2 separate regions of the Homo sapiens genome follow, and region 2 is linked to region 1. The links are chromatin contacts, found by Hi-C or POLR2A ChIA-PET in ENCODE. All regions are on one chromosome and are shown on one strand. The core of a region is the stretch at or near the end of the contact, and the rest is flanking DNA. Distances in the headings are between cores, read along the strand shown.

Region 1 (6,380 bases), core at 3,480-5,979:
CTCCCTGGGTCCCATCTGCCCTTCTGCCACCAGTCTCCACCCAGTCACCAGAGAGAGAGCTTCTTAAAATGGAAACTGGATCAGATCATGTCACCCCTGCTTAGAACCCTGTCAATGGCTGGGTTCCCACTTCGTGTACAATCCAGACTCCTTAGGAGGGCCTGTGATGCCCTGCTGCTCCTCATGGCCTTCCTGCCTCCGCAGACCTATTCATGCCCCTGCTCTCAGCCCCTGAGACCAGCAGCTCACTTTCCTGTCAGTTTCCCACACATCCCCAGCTCTCTCACCTTCAGTGTTTTTCCACTTGCTTTTCCCTCACGGGGACCACTTCACCCCAGTCCAGCCCCACCCCACCTCCTTCTCTTGGCTGAGAAGGCCTGGCTGTAAATTTCACTTTCTTGGTGAGGCGTTTTCCCCTCACACATCCACGCCCCTCTGCCTCTGTCAGTTTCCATCACTGCAGCCAGTGCATTTTCTTCATGGTACTTACAGTCCTTTGTAACTATGAATTGTGTATTGCCTGCTTCCCTGTAAGTTGCTAGGGCCTATAGGGGCTCGGTAAATATTTTATGAACAAATGAATGAATGGGCTGGAGATAGGCCTGGCATGAGCAGCTGCTGAACTCCATCCTCTCTTATTCCTCGCAAGCTGTCTCCAGCTGGCTTTTGCACCTCATTTCTAGGGCATTCCTGGGAGTCCTTGGGGAATAACATGAACGCTCTTCTTTTTACATTATGCATTTCCTGCCTGAGAAACTGTCAGAATAATGAGGAAGCCTTGGAGAGAGAGTTCCCATAGCCCTTCCTCTCTCTTCCTTTTAGAACCTACCATTTTCTACCTGGTACTTTTTGGTACTTGTCAAATTCCCCTTCCCACAGTGGCGAGTTGCTCAGAGGTGCTGGTTCATCCCAGCTCCCACTCGAGGGCCTAGCTTAGTGGTCCATGCAGAGTAGGTGCTCAGCGAAATGTTGAAGTGAATGAAGGATATGGTGAGAAAGGAAGCAATGAGTAAGAAGGAAGAGTGAGAAAGAAGGAAAGAGGAAGAGGAGGGAGGGGCAAAGGGGTTGATGAAGAGTGAAGAAGCAGAGGGAGGGAAGTGAGGTCAGGGAGTGGGAAACGGGGAAAGAGAACCCTGGCCCGGTGTCCACCTCAAGCCAGCACCCTACCCCACTCCTTCCAGTCTTCCTGGACTCGGAGCCTCCCAGGCCTGCCCCAGCCTTAGGTGGGACAGCAGGGTTCCTCCAGCCTGCCACTGACACCAAGGGCACCCTGAACTCAGCTCAGACCCCAGGCTGCCCGGAGCAGGAGAGACTGCTCCTGAAGAGACTTCTGCAGGGACGAGAGCCCAGGATTCCTTAACCTGAGGCCCAGCTCCATCCCTGAGATCCCTAGAGACTCCCCTCAGCTCCCCTCCCCTCAGCTCCTCATATTGAGCCCCTGATCCAAGGACGATTAACTCCAAATCCAGCATCAGTGATCAAATGTTCATAGCAAACAAAGGAAAACAAACACCACCTTTCCTCCTTGCCTCAGCCCTGGGGCCCCAGAGGCTTGGCTCAGAGACAGGTGCCCTGCCTCCTCCCCACGCCCGGCACAGGCCTGCCAGCTGCCCCTCGAGAAGACCAGGGGCCAGCCTCAGAGGCCCGGAGGATCTGTTCCCAGAGTAGCTGTTGCCACAGTGACCCTCCCTGGGGTGGTGGCTCCTAAGCTGCCATGGGAGGCAGAGCTGTGCCACTACCACGACGACCACCACCACCACCAGGGCTGCCACCACAGCAAAGCTGCTCCTGGGGCCTCCCTCCTAGTTAGGCTGCCGAGAGACCAGTCTGTGCTATCCTCTCACCATGCCAGGCAGCCACAGTACCAGGGAACAGGAGTCACAATCAGCCCCCTTCCAACACCCCGGCAGCATCCCGCTGTCTGCCCCAGGACCCGCTCTTCCCCTGAGGGGATGACACTGCCCCCCTGGAAAATTGATTAGGGACCTCATTTCTGTCAGCACCCCACTAGAGATGGCAACCAGCTCCCAGGGCGCCTGGGGGCGGGATGTTGAGGGCAGCAGGGAGGTAAGAAGGCTCCAGTGATACCAGGCTCCCTCTGGGCCTCGGTGCTAGGTGGTGACAAGCTGGGTTTCCCTGGACAGGACTGGAAAGTTGCTCTCTAATACTCTCTATCTTTCTGCTTGGGTTCTTTCCCACCCCTGCCAGAGGCTCTTGCTAACTACTGTCCCCTTACATACTGGCACCTAAACATAAACACACATTTCCAGAGTCGTCCTGCTCTCTTCATTTTCTGACCTATGCACAAGAAAGTATTTTGTGTCAGTCATCAGCACTCTAGTATGAATTTAGGGTCCATGTATATTTTATTTCCCAGGAGATAGGACTGTTGACCTTCTCTCAACTTGTGGAGTGACAGCCTTGTTCTCTGTGATAGGAAGTCCTAGCACCAGAGAGCTCCAAGCAGGATAGATAATTTTTTCGATTAGGAGAGGAAGAAATCCAAAACTTCCTGTGTGGGTCAAATTAGGGGCCAGAGCTCTACAAGGAATTCTGGCCTGACTCCAATTAACAAAGAAGGACGTGGAGCGCAAAAGAGAAATCCAAAGTGATATGCAATGGAGGCTGCCTCTGTCTGGAAGATCTTCCTGCTCCTTGTGCTCCCCTCTTACATTCTACTATTGTGTCCTCAGCCTGGCAAACTCTTACTCATCCCTCAAGGCCCACTCAACTGTCACCTCTGAGAATCCTTCCTGGGCTCTCCCAGGTAGAATTCCTCTGTCCTTTATGCTCTCACAGAACCTTGAATATTCCTCCATTATAGCACTTACTGCAGTGATAACTTGTTGCTTGTTTACTCATTTATGGATGCTTTCCTTATTAATGTTTTTACCTCCAGCCCCTGCTCAGTGGTCAGGAGCTCAAAGGTGAACAAAGGAATGAGTGAATGAGTAAGGAGTGAATGAATTAGCTGCCCTCTGCTGACTTCTGCCCTTCACCCCTGTCATTCTAGTCCATGGTTGGGTTGTAAGATTTGTCCAGAATAATTATCCGGGATGCTGGACCTCTCACTCTGCCATCCCACCACCATGTGCCAGCCAAGTCTCCTCTCACCCACGCCACCCTCACCATCAGTACTCCCTTCCAAAGTTCCCCATTTCCCCTCAACTCTCCAGGCTTCAGCCATCTGGGCCTTTCTTTCCTGATGTTAGTAGCTTCAATTTACATCACAGTTAACTTGGAACAGCGGGGGGGGCTATATCCTGGGTCCTTTCTCCCTCCGTCTGCTTCCTTCTCAGTCTTCATTAGTGGTGTTCTGTGAGCCTCCCACCCACCCCAACTCTCCGAGTGCTAGTTAGGTGCTCAGGTTTGTGCTCTTGGATGAAACTCCTGCTACATAAGTGGACATAGAAAAAGAGGCTGGCAAGGGTTGTTTCCAGAGGGGTCTGAGCCAATCCCACGCTGTTGCTGGGCTTGAGGTTCCACATCTGTGAATGGGAATTAAGCTTCCCCTGCCTTCATCCAAGGTGGGATGATAATTAAATGAGAGTGGATGGATGGGTCCTTTGGAACTCCTGAAGCACCACTGGAGGCAAGGGATTATCATTCTTCTGGCTTTCTCTCTGTCGAGGACTTGGGTGTTCCTCCAGAGTCAGAGGGCAGGTGCCTCTGGAAGGTATAATAGCTAACGTGGATTGAGTGTTTACGACCAGCCCAAGCCCCCTACATGGCTTAATGGATCAGAGCAGCCCCAGGAGGTAAGGGCTCTTTTTATCACTCACATTTTACAGGTGAGGAAACTGGAGAGTAATTTGATGGAGATCTCACAGATAGATTTCACAGGCGATTTTGACCATGCTTCTACACTGGCTCTGTGGCCAGCCCCTTGGCACCAGCACCACCACTGCCATCGATTTCTGGTCCACGGCCAGATTGCTAATTCTGGCTCCACTGGCTTTGCCACTTGTGAGCTGCGTGACCTTGGGCAAATGACTTAACCTTTCTAAGCATGGTCTGTGAAATGGAGAGAAGGAAACATCTCCAGATTTTGCCCAGAGGAGTAAATGGAGGTGGGATATGTGAAGTGGCTCTAGACCCAGGCAGTAAACAGTGCTCAGTGTGTGTCCTTCCCTATTGACACTGACAGACCCTGCCTGGCAGGCCTGAGCACAACAGAAGCACTAGAAGTCCTTTTCCAGAAATTCCTTGCTAGGGCCTCTCACTGTGGACTGAGAGGATGGAGGCAGGTCCAACTCGAGGCAGGGCCTTGGGACACCAGTGCTCATGAGACAACTCACTGTCATGACCATTTCCGCCTTAGCGACCCAGAAGTGGTGACACCTGTGTGCTTGCTTCCCGAAGCAGTGAGAAGCCAGACGGAGACCCACACAGCTGCTGGCTCTAAAGGCTGCTCCCTGCACGTGGGCACCTCAGCCCCACCTTCCATTCCTCTCTCTAACCTGCTTCCCGGACCTGCTGGGGCCAGGAGCTGCCCCAAGTCCTTTCCACACACACCTGTGAGCTCCTGGGAATGAGATTAAAGGAGGCAGGGAGGTGAGAGGAAGCACAGGGGAAGACTGAAAGCAGATCTCAGAAGCTGAGAAGAGGAAGATGAAGAGGAGGAAGAGGGAGAAGGGAGAGTGGCAGAGAGAGGAGCAGTAGCCCGCGGAGCAGGGAGAGAAAAAGCAGGTAGGGAAGGGGGAGGGGCAGAGGAGGGGAAGGAGGAGGGCCTGCACCCGGCTGTGGGCAGAGGCTGCGGGGCCTAAAATGAACCGAACAGGCTGGAAATAGAACAGCTGGGCAAACCCCAAACGCTTTGTTTGGGTGTCTGCTGAGCAAGCACGTGAATGAGAAGAAAGGGGCAACAATGCAAGGCAGAAGTGGCTCATTTCACTCTGGAGGCAGGTCAGAACAAGAGGCATGTGTTCCAGTCCAGCACAGATTAGTCGGGGTTCTTTTTCCGGGATGTTTTCTTTACGTAATCATTATTTTTCACAGGCTGGCTTGGTGGCGGGATTAGCCTGACGCCACCCCATCCTTGGCAGGTGGAAGGTTTGGGTTACTTTGAGACCAAGACCACTCTGGGTTCTTATTCTAACTGTGGATGCCACCGGCTTCGGGAGAAGAGATCTTAATCCACTTTCTAAATGGAGGTTTAGGAATCTAAGCTGTGTAATGGAATACTATTTCCCTTATTAGAACAAACCCTAACTCGGGTGCGGTGGCACACGTCTGTAGTCCCAGCTACTCAGCAGGCTGAGATGGGAGGATGGCTTGAGCCCAGGAGTTTGAGGTTGCAGTGCACTATGATGCACCTCTAAATTAGTCACGGCACTGCAGCCTGGGCAACATAGCGAGACTCTGTCTAAAAATAATAATAATAAATAACAAAACCCAGTTCCAGGATGGATCAGGACTAGCCTGAGGGGCCCTGCCTGTCTCAGCTCAAAGAACTGCACCATGCCTCACACACACCAGCACACTTCGCCCTGGGAGGTGCCCAGGCCACCTGAGGTTCTGCCATGGGCTGGTTCCTTCCCTGATCACCAGCAGCGCCACCTCTGTGTTTTTCCCCTCCTCTCCCCACAACCCCCAACACACAATATGAAGAACCTTCAGTCCAGAAATTAGACATGGGACCAGCAGAGGCTATGAAGGTAACTGGAGCCAAGTGGCCCCCAGAGCTGCCATTTAGCCCAATCCAAGGTGTCTGCACTGTGGGGCATTTGCTTCATCACTGACTTCTCTAGAATTCAGGTCAGCTCTACTTGGGCCTGAATGTGGACAGGAATTAGGGGGCCCGAACTCCAGCCTCGCTTCCACCATGGGCCGTGCAGTCTTTGGCAACTTGCTTAACTTGGCTGAGCTTCAGTTCCCCGTTTGCAAAATTGGGGATAATACTGCCCACCTCAGCGGGTTCTCATAAAGCTCCAATGAGATCCTGTGTGCCTCCTACTTAGCTCAATAACTTGACATTCTATAAGGTTTAATTTCCTTCCTTCCTCTCTCCCTTCTTTTCTGAATGAGCTCTAAGAACCTTCCCCAATTCACTAGAGAACCTTTGAGGAAAGCTAAATTGAGGAGAAAAGGAACACAGCCCAGCCCACAGCCTCCCCATGAGGGGCTGGGGCTGGAGGGGTAGGTCTGGCGGAGGAGGGAAGGGGAGACATGAGTGATCAGAAGGTCTCAACCTAAGTGCTGGCGGCTTCTGTGACAGAGAGGCAACTGAACCTGTATATGGTATTTGGATCACAGCTGGAAATCCGGCTGGATTTTGGCTTTAATAAAATATTTGACATTTTGTGGAGCTCAGTTTTAAACATGGGGCCGAGAGCTGGCAGACCTAGGTCCATTCCTCAAGTTCTAACTCAGTTCACCCT
Region 2 (5,806 bases), core at 82-2,581, 49 kb after region 1:
AGAGAAATTCTCAGAGTTGCCCTGGGGCCAGGAATTACTCAATTAAATAGCAAAAGCCCAGAGGGAAATGGAGAAACAGTACCTCTTCCTCCTTTACCTGAAGCTCTGCTCCCCCTATTCCCTTCACCCCATATGCCCTCTGCTAGCAGCTTCTCCCCGCAGGCCCTACCCTTAGACCAGTCTGCCATCACATCCCAGCTGTCAGTACATTCCTCCTTTCCCACTAGGACACGAACACTGATGGATCTTCTCTCCTCCTGCTCCTCTCTGGCCCTGGTCCAGGCTGTTTTCTATCACTTTCTCTCGGGAGCTTTCTAGCTGAGCTTTCCTATCACTTTCCCCTGGGGCGGGGGAGGGTCTCATTTCCACCTTCTCAAGATATTGTCTCCTATTATATATTTATTTTTTCTTTTTTAGCTATCTCCTGCGGAGAGGGTGGTCTCCTACTATTTAAACAGAAAAGAGTGTTTGTTTTGAGGGAGAGTGGACAGGCAATAAGGAAGTTACATTTCTTTCCTTACACAGTGCCTGAGCCAAGAGGACTCTGGCCCTAGTATCCACGTGACCAGAGCATCCTCAAGCCTGCCTCGTCAGCCCCTGCACTGTCCCCCAAAGGTCCTTGCATTTGCCAGCCCAAGACTGTCAGGGGCATAACCCTCTGACCATATCCTCACACTCTCTACCTTTAGCTCATTCTCCTCTCCCTGTGGCATCCTGGGCACCACTTCTTCCTCTCTCTCTCCCTAGCCCTTTCTCCAAATCCCCCAAGTGGGAGGGATAGGTTGGGAGCAGAAGGCTGTTTAGCTTTTACAAGCCCGGTGCAAGGATCTGCTAAGAACTATTCCAACGACCATGTTTTCCAGAACAGATTTTGTATTTAATCAATGAAGGTGTTTCTCTCCCAGCAGACAGCTAATCTCCAAGAGCCTCACATTCATCTTCTCTCGGTATTTACTCAGATGGGAAAAGTGGCTCCTCTTACCCTTACTGCCTGAAGATCATTCTTCCTTTCCCCAGCTTCTCCCCATTCACATCGGGGAATTGTACTATTCGACCAGCTCTCTCCTGTGCGAAAAGTCAGAGGCGAGTGAGAGGATGGTGACCTGGGGAGGCAAAGTGACAGAATATGTCAAAGAGCAGTGACAGTCTCTAGGTTGTAAGCTGCCTGGGATGGCATGGGGGATGGTGATTATACTGAGTCACCACTGATGAAATATTTATTGAGCTGTAAAGGAAACACTCCAGGGTAAAGCAGAGAAGCAGTAACTGATTTAAGATGCAGAAGTTCAAGTACTCACACCATTGCCTCACTGTGCAGGGACAGCAAGTTCTTTACCTTCTCTGGGTGTCAGCTTATAGGCCTGGGCTGTCAGGGCTGGAAGGGAGCAGACAGAACCTTTATTGGAACCTCACCTATTAAAGATGGGGCATTGGTGGGTTGCTGATGACAGAACCTGAAAAAACCTACTCCTCTACAGCAGGTCGAATTCATGACCTGAAACTGAATACTTCCAGCATATTTGTTCAGGGTGTAGATGGGAATAAAGTATCTTTGCAGTGCTATGTTCCCTCCATCTTCCCAGACATCTGACACCCTGAAAGCCATCCACAGCTGTGGAGCCTGAGCGACACCTTGATTTGTGTTGTCACCTGACCAAGCCTAAAGACCTCCAGCTCAGTCCCCCACCTTCATCCCACCCCCCACATGATAAAATTCAGACCTCTCTCCTGAAAGGCAGAGGTTAAACATTCGGGACTGTTTCTGGCCGAGGACTTCTTCCAATTTAAATCCCCACTGTGGGCTGTCTCCCCTCATTTCATTTTTCTAAAGAGGCAGAGGCTCTTTTAAAAAATAATAAAATGCAATTTATGTGATTTACTTTTCTGATCTCTTTGAGAAACAGAGAAATATAAAAGTGTGTTCTTAACTCCAGAACCACTCTTTTTGCATAAATACCTCATTGGGTGGCTTTCTAATTGTGATTTTCCTGAGTCTCCCTTCATTGGATCTGCCGGAAGACTTGTCAGGGAACCTTTAGTGAGGGTACTTCTTCCTATTTTTCTTCTGTTTTTGGAGGCATGCACATTATGCATAACCAAAACAATGGCTCAATTGTGTTTAACTTTGTATTTTGATTGTTGAAAACAAAAACAAAAAGTATCGATGTGTATGTGGCTGTTTGTAGTGAATTCATTGCAGAATGAGGTTGTCCGCGTCCTTAACAAGCTAAGGGGCAGGAGGCACCCTCTCTTATTCTTATTCTCTTCTCCAAGAGCAGTAGATAATTTAAGCACAAGCCTATTTGTGAAAGAATATTTTGCTTAAGTGCCATTCACCTGAGTCTTGGAATTCCTTCCCAAACGTCAGGTGTTCTTTCAGCTTCCAAACTAGCATATGTATCCATTAGTCTGACAGATCACCTGAACACCACTAAGAGGTGTGGTGTTTTTGCTTTCATTTCTCCTGCTGGGAGAAGTGGCAGTTCATGTGTCATTCAGTATCTCACATACTCACACGAGGCAGGGGGGAGGGGGAAACGGGGAACTGTAGCAATATTTAAAGATGCTTTGGAAACCAACCGTGAACACATCAACACCACGACATCTACGATTACTTGCTGTTGGCCCTCGGACACATTTAAGAGAAAGAGACAGTCACTCTTTTTTTCTTAAATGATATACACATAGACAGTTATTTTTATTCTATTATAATTGTCTTTTACCTTTATCTAGTGCTATGTGGAAAGGGTTTGCATCATAGATTTTTCCCAGCTTTATAATATACCACAAGCTCCTACTTCCCTGCTCCTCTCTAATCAGTATTCTTTCAAGAGTTCTTTGGTGAAGCCAGCTATCTGAAACTAAAATGAACCAAACCCATATCACTGGTGGTTGGAGAAAACCATGGCCAAAACGATTGTGGCAGGTCTCAATCTTGGGAGTTTTTAAGAAGGAATGTGCCAGAGGCCTTTCCCAAGAATGGAGTTTTGTTTTGTTTTGCAGAGGCATTCAATGTGTCTGGTGCTCGCTGGCCACAGCAGTTACTACCACAGAGACTTCTGGGAGGGGCCGTTGTGTTGAAGGAGGCTCCTGCCTGAGGGACAGCATCAGGTAGTGGGCTCTGTAGAGTGAGAACCAGGTGGACGCCTTCTGTGCCCAGCTCCGAGTCCTGCACCACGCCAGGACTGCCCCGGCCAAGGGCTACTGACGCAGGTTCCACTCATTCCACTGTGTGGGGGGCCTTGCACCTCTCCTAGAAGGGCTCCTGGAGAAGGAATTGGAGTTACGTACAAGTGACTCCAATTTATGGGAAGCTTTTCTTTTTTTTTCTTTTCTTTTTTTTTTTTTTTATACAGAGTCTCGCTCTGTCTCCCAGGCTGGAGTGCAGTGGTGTGATCTCGGCTCACTGCAAGCTCCGCTCCCCGAGTTCACGCCATTCTCCTGCCTCAGCCTCCTGAGTAGCTGGGACTACAGGCGCCCGCCACCACGCCCAGCTAATTTTTTGTATTTTTAGTAGAGACAGGGTTTCACCTTGTTAGCCAGGATGGTCTCGATTTCCTGACCTCGTGATCCGCCCGCCTCGGCCTCCGAAAGTGCTGGGATTAAAGGCGTGAGCCACCGCGCCCGACCAATGGGAAGCTTTTCTAGATGAGATTGGATTAAATTCCATGTGATTTCTCTTTCCCTTTAATTCAGGTTGGGACTCGTTTCTTTCTGGTGGATCACAGCTGCCCAGATGTTGCAACTGATTTTTATGTTTCTGTAGAGAAGTACTTTTCTTTAATCTTCAGGATTTTTTTTGCCACCAAAAGAAAACATGGAACTCTGTGTTTCCTCTTGATTATGACTTCCCAGTGTTGACAGTTAAGTCCTTAGTGTTGCAGGTCCCAGCCCACCAATACTATATCAAACACTGTTATGCACATAATGCAGCACTGTGATCTAATTTAAATAATACTTTTTTATTAATTATGCTACTATATGTAATATACATCAACACTTTCGCCATATAACCTAGGTGATAACCCTCTTTTAGTTACCTGCCAAACTCTGGACTTGGTTTATATTGCAGTTAACACAGTTACAAAGTTGTAATGGTGTCTTTTTTTCCTTTGTAACGGAATGTGTAAATCAAAGTATATACATTGTGTGGTGTTCCCGTTTCTGGAGTTTCATGAGGATTTACACATGGCATTCAGTGTTCTGTATAGATCTGCATACCTTTGTAAATTCATCTGTTAACCCCTCTTCCTTTGAGAGAGCACCGGCGATGGTCGTTAACTCCTTGTATTTTCTCTCTCTCCTACTGGTTATTCTATTTTTTTTTTTCTCTCTCTCTGTCGCCCAGGCTGGAGTGCAGTGGCGCAATCTCAGCTCACTGAAAGCTCTGCCTCCCGGGTTAACGCCATTCTCCTGCCTCAGCCTCCCACTAATGGTTATTCTGAATTAAGCACAGACATGTCAGCTCAGTTGCTTTATCATGAATAATGTGTGTGACCTTGCAGTTCTTCCACAGTTCAGCAAACAACTGCTAGCTTCACTGACCAAAAATTAAGTAAGGAAAACGCAGTTTTTAAAATGATCCATCTTTTAACAGCCGAAACCGATGTGTCTATGGTGCTGCATCTTGCTGTTGTACTTCTGAAATCAGACCTGTGTGAATGATCATTTCTGACTTAACTGTGAGATGCTCACGAGTACCCTTCCTGTTGTTTTGTTAGTGATGAAATCAAGACTATTTATTTGGAATATATACAACAGTGTTTTTCCATTGTATTTCATTTGCAAAAGTTGAGAACTGCTTTCTCTACCTTTTGCAAAATAATTGATATTCCATATTGGATTATCAAAGACTTCAATATGGTGAACCTGTTAAACCTAGAAATTGTATTCATCCTTTCATGACTGTGGCCTGAGTTCCCCAGCCCCTCTCCTCCTTTTTTTTGGATGAGATTTAGCACACTCTCAGTTATTTAAACATGCAACATTTCTTAAGTATGTATGTTGAGGCCATCTGAGCTCATAGCTGATTCAGTAACCAGTTTCATGCTGTGTCATTCACACTCACTACTTTATACTGCCATGGTGAAAATGTGGAGGAAAAATGTATCCATGTGTGTCTGGGAAGCATATACACTTGTATATTTTTTAATACTCTGATTCTGTAACATTTCCCAGTTTTGTTTTGTTTTACAGAAAAAAAAAGTGATAAAGCAATCAGAAGACCAAGAGGTTTACTGTTGATGCTTAGGGTCGTCTGACCTTGGCTGGCCAATAGACCTACACGGCCAAATTAATTTATGAGAGTAATAATTTTTCAAAAGCCAATTTTTTTTCTGTATTTTCTTTGTGAAACTGCCAATATCATGAATAGAAAGGGAGAACCATAAAGGAGAAAGAACGTGATGTTCAGTTATGATCGTGTGAACCTAAAGAAAAAACGTGGAGGCAGGTGCCATCAGCCGAACTCTAGGGACTTGATGGTGTTGCTTGGAAGGCATCCATACCTGCATTTTGCATTCTTTGTATGTAATCATATTGCCAAAGACAAACTATTTCATCATTTCTTGTAAATAACACTCTTCCACAGACCCACCATAAAGTTTCTGTGATGCATTGTCTTCCAGTTGCAATAAAAATTACTGAGTTGCATCAATTGGAAAAAAACAAAAAAAAAAGATAGGGCATTGGACTTGGAGAGGCTGAGCTGCTCCAAACTGTAATTCCAGATGGACGGAGGCAGGGACAGCATCAAGAGCCAGCCTCCAGTCCCTGGCCACTGTCCTGTCTATCTGCTAATTAGTTT

Evidence for each region. Hi-C counts contacts between places; a loop is a spot of excess contacts on that map. ChIA-PET counts read pairs that join two places held with the same protein, here RNA polymerase II (POLR2A). Pooled maps may share reads with other maps.
Region 2: a loop to region 1 is called in a map of IMR-90, with 2.4 times the contacts of the local background. The contact joins two enhancer-like sites. A Hi-C loop is called at or near these places in 6 of 168 maps with a recorded cell type or tissue (B cell, IMR-90, endothelial cell of hepatic sinusoid and 3 more) and 1 of 50 pooled maps. POLR2A ChIA-PET finds 5 or more read pairs at or near these places in 2 of 52 experiments (K562 and WTC11).

Annotation. Positions count from the first base shown.
Region 1 is chr1:110,239,007-110,245,386 of GRCh38, forward strand. It overlaps a transcript of KCNC4 not described here. Among named protein-coding and RNA genes, the nearest start is that of KCNC4, 32 kb to the left of the region's middle. RefSeq lists an enhancer at 4,906-4,955. Within about 2 kb of position 4,730, at least 2 of the 41 ENCODE cell types and tissues checked have a DNase peak (open chromatin) inside an H3K27ac peak, as active enhancers do.
Region 2 is chr1:110,291,405-110,297,210 of GRCh38, forward strand. RBM15-AS1 (RBM15 antisense RNA 1) reads right to left here. Exons shown (of 4, transcript NR_036595.1): 3 at 983-1,103. Among named protein-coding and RNA genes, the nearest start is that of RBM15-AS1, 45 kb to the right of the region's middle. RefSeq lists a silencer at 3,137-3,295. Within about 2 kb of position 1,332, at least 2 of the 41 ENCODE cell types and tissues checked have a DNase peak (open chromatin) inside an H3K27ac peak, as active enhancers do.